2 separate regions of the Homo sapiens genome follow, and region 2 is linked to region 1. A link is a contact called in ENCODE Hi-C or POLR2A ChIA-PET data. All regions are on one chromosome and are shown on one strand. Each heading gives the region's core, a stretch centred on a gene start or an enhancer-like site at or near the end of the contact. The rest is flanking DNA. Distances are from core to core; before and after follow the strand shown.

Evidence for each region. Hi-C counts contacts between places; a loop is a spot of excess contacts on that map. ChIA-PET counts read pairs that join two places held with the same protein, here RNA polymerase II (POLR2A). Pooled maps may share reads with other maps.
Region 2: a map of mammary epithelial cell shows a loop between it and region 1 (4-fold over the local background). The contact joins the promoter of NIPSNAP2 here to the enhancer-like site in region 1. A Hi-C loop is called at or near these places in 2 of 168 maps with a recorded cell type or tissue (mammary epithelial cell and posterior cingulate gyrus), 7 of 37 single-sample maps with no recorded cell type and 4 of 50 pooled maps. POLR2A ChIA-PET finds 5 or more read pairs at or near these places in 2 of 52 experiments (H1 and naive thymus-derived CD4-positive, alpha-beta T cell).

What each region holds. Positions count from the first base shown.
Region 1 is chr7:55,773,233-55,776,201 of GRCh38, forward strand. It overlaps the pseudogene PSPHP1. Among named protein-coding and RNA genes, the nearest start is that of SEPTIN14, 88 kb to the right of the region's middle. RefSeq lists an enhancer at 1,726-2,225. Within about 2 kb of position 1,264, at least 4 of the 41 ENCODE cell types and tissues checked have a DNase peak (open chromatin) inside an H3K27ac peak, as active enhancers do; they include mammary epithelial cell, where a contact is called at or near this core.
Region 2 is chr7:55,963,171-55,965,870 of GRCh38, forward strand. It overlaps NIPSNAP2 (nipsnap homolog 2), which reads left to right and starts at 1,415. Exons shown (of 10, transcript NM_001483.3): 1 at 1,415-1,531. The coding sequence starts at 1,440. RefSeq lists enhancers at 1,075-1,154, 1,724-2,457 and silencers at 1,305-1,414, 1,475-1,954.

The DNA of each region.
Region 1 (2,969 bases), core at 14-2,513:
ACGCCAAATGGTATATCACTGATTTTGTAGAGCTGCTGGGAGAACCGGAAGAATAACATCCATTGTCATACAGCTCCAAACAACTTCAGATGAATTTTTACAAGTTACACAGATTGATACTGTTTGCTTACAATTGCCTATTACAACTTGCTATAGAAAGTTGGTACAGATGATCTGCACTGTCAAGTAAACTACAGTTAGGAATCCTCAAAGATTGGTTTGTTTGTTTTTAACTGTAGTTCCAGTATTATATGATCACTATCGATTTCCTGGAGAGTTTTGTAATCTGAATTCTTTATGTATATTCCTAGCTATATTTCATACAAAGTGTTTTAAGAGTGGAGAGTCAATTAAACACCTTTACTCTTAGGAATATAGATTCGGCAGCCTTCAGTGAATATTGGTTTTTTTCCCTTTGGTATGTCAATAAAAGTTTATCCATGTGTCAGAACAGATTTGTGGAATTTGCAGTTCTGCCTCTTGGATATTGGAATATCCAATATTTCAGGTACTGTGTTGAAGCATAAACATCCCCCAGGCAAGAAACAGGCTTAAGACTTTGCTTAGTGCTGGGCACAATGTCCTCACCCCATGAGCCCACTCCCACTTCCTAAAGCCCTGGGACCTGGAAAGTCCTTTTTTTACCTCTTGGGATTTGTCATATATGAAATGTTACAGAGATTGGTTTTTTTTTTTCGCCTCCAATATAACAATAGAGTCTTAAACAAAAGTACTGATTGAAAAATGGATATTCGGGCTCACGCCTGTAATCTCAGCACTCTGGGAGGACAAGGTAAGAGGATCAACTTGAGGCCTGGAGTTTGAGACCAGCCTGGGCAACACAGCAAGACCCTGTCTCTACAAAAAATAAAAACATTAGCTGGATGTGGTGGCACCCACCTGTAGTCCCAGCTACTTGGTGGGCTGAGATGGGAGGATCCCTTGAACTCAGGAGTTCAAGGCTGCAGTGAGCTGTGACTCCACCATTGTAATCCAGCCTGGGTGACAGAGTGAGACCCTGTCTCTTAAAAAGAAAAAAGGATATTTGAAAATCACATAAAGTAAAAGAAATAAAAACAAGTTTAATCACAAAGGCCAGCATTTTCCCCTAAATGAATTAAATATTAATAACTCCTAACAGCCTATATAAACACATTTCTTTTTTATAAATGACGTGGAAATACTTGAAAGCCAGGTTTGTGTTTGTTTTGAGCAGAGCCAAGCAAGGGAAATTTCAGAACACGCTTTGAACGTGTGAGATTCTATACCCTCCCTGGAGGTATGGGGGAGGGGAAAGCCACGGGGTTAGGAAGTGGATACTGTTGGATAATTCAGTAGAAAAAGCCATAAGGTTTTTAATATTGAGAATTAGTTGAAAAACTTACTTAACCAAATTTGGCTATATAATTAAATAAATAATTATTCAGCCACATAAGCAAATCAAATTAATCAAATTTCCTTCCAAATCAGTTTCTGAAGGAGAGACATGAAATAGGTTTGGCACCATTTAAATGAGATTCCAAACAATGAGGCCGTTGTTCCCAACTGTGAATGCCTCCTGGTCGCTCTCCTAGAAACCGTTTTGTGGTGTTTGCACTTTTCAGTAGTGCCAAGCTCTGGGCAGGACCAGGCATGCCAGGACCTTGAAAAGTGCTGCAAACGGCATCAGCCTCTATGCTGCCCGGTGTGCATGGCAGGAGCAGGCCATTGGTGGGCGGGTGGGAGGACCGATCCCCCACTGGTTTTCACTGTCTGACCGTCACAGCTGCTACTGCCCCACTAGTTCTTGCCCGCGGCACAGATAGAGCCCATTTCTCAAGATGGGAATTGCAATAGAGAGCTTAATTCGTGCAGAACCGGCCAAACAGGAGGCCGGAGCTTTATTCTTACATCAATCTCCCCAAAAATTCGGAGGCTAGACTTCTTCAAGGATACTTTGGCAGGCCAGGGGATTCGCTTCTGGGTGGAGCCACAGAATTGGCCATGGGGTGGGGTCGGGTGGGGGCGGGGGCGGGGTTAGTTAGGTCCGGGTGGAGCCACTGATGGTCAGAAACACAAAAACCTGAGCCAGGCACGGTGGCTCACGCCTGTAATCCCAGCATTTGGGAGGCCAAGATGGGCAGATCACTTGAAGTCAGGAGTTGGAGACCCACCTGGCCAACATGATGAAACCCCATCTCTACTAAAAATACAAAATGTGGTGGGGCACGCCTGTCATCCCAGCTACTCGGGTGGCTGAGGCAGGAGAATTGCTTGAATCCAGGAGGCAGAGGTTGCAGTGAGCAGAGATTGTGCCACTGCACTCCAGCCTGGGTGACAGAGTGAAACTGCCTCAAAACAAAACAAAAAAAGAAAAGAAAAAAGAAATGCAAAAACCTGAAAAGACATCTCAAAAGGCCAATCTTAGGTTCTACAGTCGTGATGTAACCTGCAGGAGTAACGGGGATTTACAAATCTTGTGCCTGCCCTCTAGAATAATAACTAGAAACGGTGTTTATGTGTACACCTTGGCGGAATTTAGGCTTCTCTCATCCTCCTAGCCTGGTGGTCTCTCACTAGCTTTATGAAGGTGGTTGAGTTTTGGGGAAGGGCTATTATTATTTTATTTATTTATTTATTTATTTATTTATTTATTTATTGAGATGGAGTCTGGCTCTGTCACCCAGGCTGGAGTGCAGTGGCACGATCTTGGCTCACTGCAACCGCCACTTCCCGGGTTCAAGTGATTCTCCTGCCTCAGCCTCCTGAGTAGCTAGGATTACAGGCGCACGCCACCACGCCCAGCTATTTCTTTTTTTTTTTTTTTTTTTGTATTTTTAGTAGAGATGGGGTTTCACCATGTTAGTCAGGCTGGTCTCAAACTCCTGACCTTGTGATCCTCAAGCCTCAGCCTCCCAAAGTGCTGGGATTACAGGTGCCCGCTGCCACGCCTGGCTAATTTTTGTATTTTTTGTAGAGACTGGGTTTCA
Region 2 (2,700 bases), core at 165-2,664, 190 kb after region 1:
ACCCGAAGTGCTGGGATTACAGACGTGAGCCACCGTGCCTGGCTCATTTGTGGCTTTTTAAAAAATCTTCCTGGAGGACACATTTTTCCCTCTATAGCGCCAGCCACCCAGATCCACGCCTTTGCTTAAGTTATTTCCTCAAGACAGGGATGCCCTCCCTTCTTCCCCTGGGACTGATATGTCCTGCCAGCTCCTTGGAGAACTTTCTCCCCATCTATCCTCTAATTCACAGCCACCCCCGGTTACATGCTCTCTTTCCGTGCCTCTTTCGTGTCTCATGAACCTGTCCATTTTGACACTTAACACACTCGGTCCAATCATCATTGTACATTCTGTCCCCACTAGACCCAGACGGCCTTGAGGGTAAGGTACCAAGGACTCCCCATGGCCAGTGCCCACCGGTGCTGAAATGAATGGGAACGATGCAGTCCCAAGACCTCAAGAGAACCTTCCCAGTCCTTTCTCCTTAATTTTTTTTGTGTGTGTATGGTGTTTTTTAATTTTTTCCTCACTTGCTTTCTTTTCTTTTCCTTTCTCTCTTTCTTTCTTTCTCCTGCCTCCCTCCCTTCCTTTCTTTCTCCTTCCTTCCCTCCTTTCTTTCTCCTGCCTCCCTTCCTTCCTCCTTTCTTTCTCCTTCCTTCCTTCCTTTCCCTCCCTTTCTTTCTCTCTCTTTCTCTCTTTCTTTCTTTCGCTACAGGACGTCGTGTGTTTGCCCAGGCTGGAGTGCAGTGGCACGATCATAGTTCACTACAGCCTCCACCTCCTGAACTCAAGCGATCCTTCTGCCTCAGTCTCCAGTGTAGCTGGCATCACAGACGTGCTCCTCCATGCCCGGCTAATTTAAAAATGTTTTTGCACAGTGAGGGCTCGCTATGTTGCCCAGGTTGGTCTCGAACTCCTGGCCTCAAGAGATCTCCGGCCTCAGCCTCCCAAAGTGCTGGGATGACAGGCGTGAGCTATTGCGTCCGGCCCCAGAATGCACTTGTTAAAGCGTTGTGGGGCTTTTTGAAATGACAATATATTCATATACTACAAAATTTAAAAGACATTGGCGGGGTGGGGTGGGGGTAAACCCACTGCCACTGCCCCGCCCCAGGCCCTGGATTCCCCTAGGCACAGTGTTACTCTTTCCTTTTGGAGTTTTCCCTGATCATTGAAGTTATGCCCTTGTCCCTTCTGCACCCGCGCTTCTGGGCACCGAGCTCCTCCCGCTGAAGTGATCGGCTTGCACTGACTGCGCTTGGGCTTCGCGCTTTCCCGCAGCGGCCGGGCCTTGGCGCCTGGACGCCCCGCCGACCCCCGCGGCCGCGCGCCCTGCTCCCCCTGGCGGCCGCGCCCCGCACTGCAGTGGCCGCGTTGGGGCCCGGCCGGGGGAGGGGTCGCGCGGCGGCGGCGTCAGCGGCGGCGCCCGGGCGGTGGGAGCCGAGGCGCCGAGCAAGATGGCGGCGCGAGTGCTGCGCGCCCGCGGAGCGGCCTGGGCCGGCGGCCTCCTGCAGCGGGCGGCCCCCTGCAGCCTCCTGCCCAGGCTCCGGTGAGCAGCGCCGCCCTTCCCGGGAGGTGCCGGGGAGGGGCCGCCGCGAGGCGGAGGGCGCGGGTTTCCCGGCGCCGGTCTCCGCCCCGGCCCTGTCCCCAGCGCGGGTGGCTGCCCGGCCTCGGGGCAGTGGGGCCGGAGCTGGGGTGGGGCCGGAGCTGGGGCGGGGTCGGGGCGTCCTCGGGCTCAAGGTCACGGAGGGGACGGGCCGCTCTGCGGCTCCACCCTCGCCCGGGAAGGCCCCCGAGGCTTGGCCCGGAGGCCACATCCTCCCCGCGGCGCTGGCCCGGCCTGCAGGGCCCTGACCGGCGCGACCCGTGGCCAGGGACAGGGACAGCGCGCGCCTGAGGCCGCAGGCCCCGGACGCCGTCTGCTGGGTCCTCGCCGGAGGCTGTTCCAAGCCTGAGTGGCTGCGTCTGCCGAGGACGTTGGTGACCCTGGTCTCTGAGGTGCCGGGAGTAGGGAATAAAAGAGTAAAGCATTGTCCCGGGCCAGCTCTCCGCGGAGCGTAGGGGAAGTTAGAGCTTGGAGGAGGTCAAATCACTTAACGTCTTGGAGTTGAAATTTAAAGCCGGCCGTGGATCTAAAAGTACTTAGAGTTATCAGCACTAAGTTCAGGCGTGGGGCTCTTGTTTAAACTTTTTTTTTTTTCTAACTTCAGTGGATTGGACGTTTGGTTGTCCAAATTCATCACCTTGATATTTGCATGTGCTGTTTTCCACATTCAAACAGCAAAGCCTATCCTGACTTACCCAGAGTTGCTTTCTCGTATTCATTGCTTTGGGTAGTTTAAATTACCTAAGGAACTGTGTGTTAAACTCGCCATGGGCCAGGGAGGTTTCAGTAACATGGTTTATTATTATTATTATTGTTGTTGTTTATTTATTTATATTTTTGAGACGGAGTTTTGCTCTCGTTGCCCCGGCTGAAGTGCAACGGCACGATCTTGTCTCACTGCAACCTCCGCCTCCCGGGTTCAAGTAATTCTCCTGCCTCATCCTCCCAAGTAGCTGGGATTACAGGCATGCACCACCACACCCGGCTAATTTTTGTATTTTTAGTAGAGACGGGGTTTCACCATGTTGGTCAGGCTGATCTCGAACTCCTGACCTCAGGTGATCCACCTGCCGCGGCCTCCCAAAGTGCAGGGATTACAGTCGTGAATCACC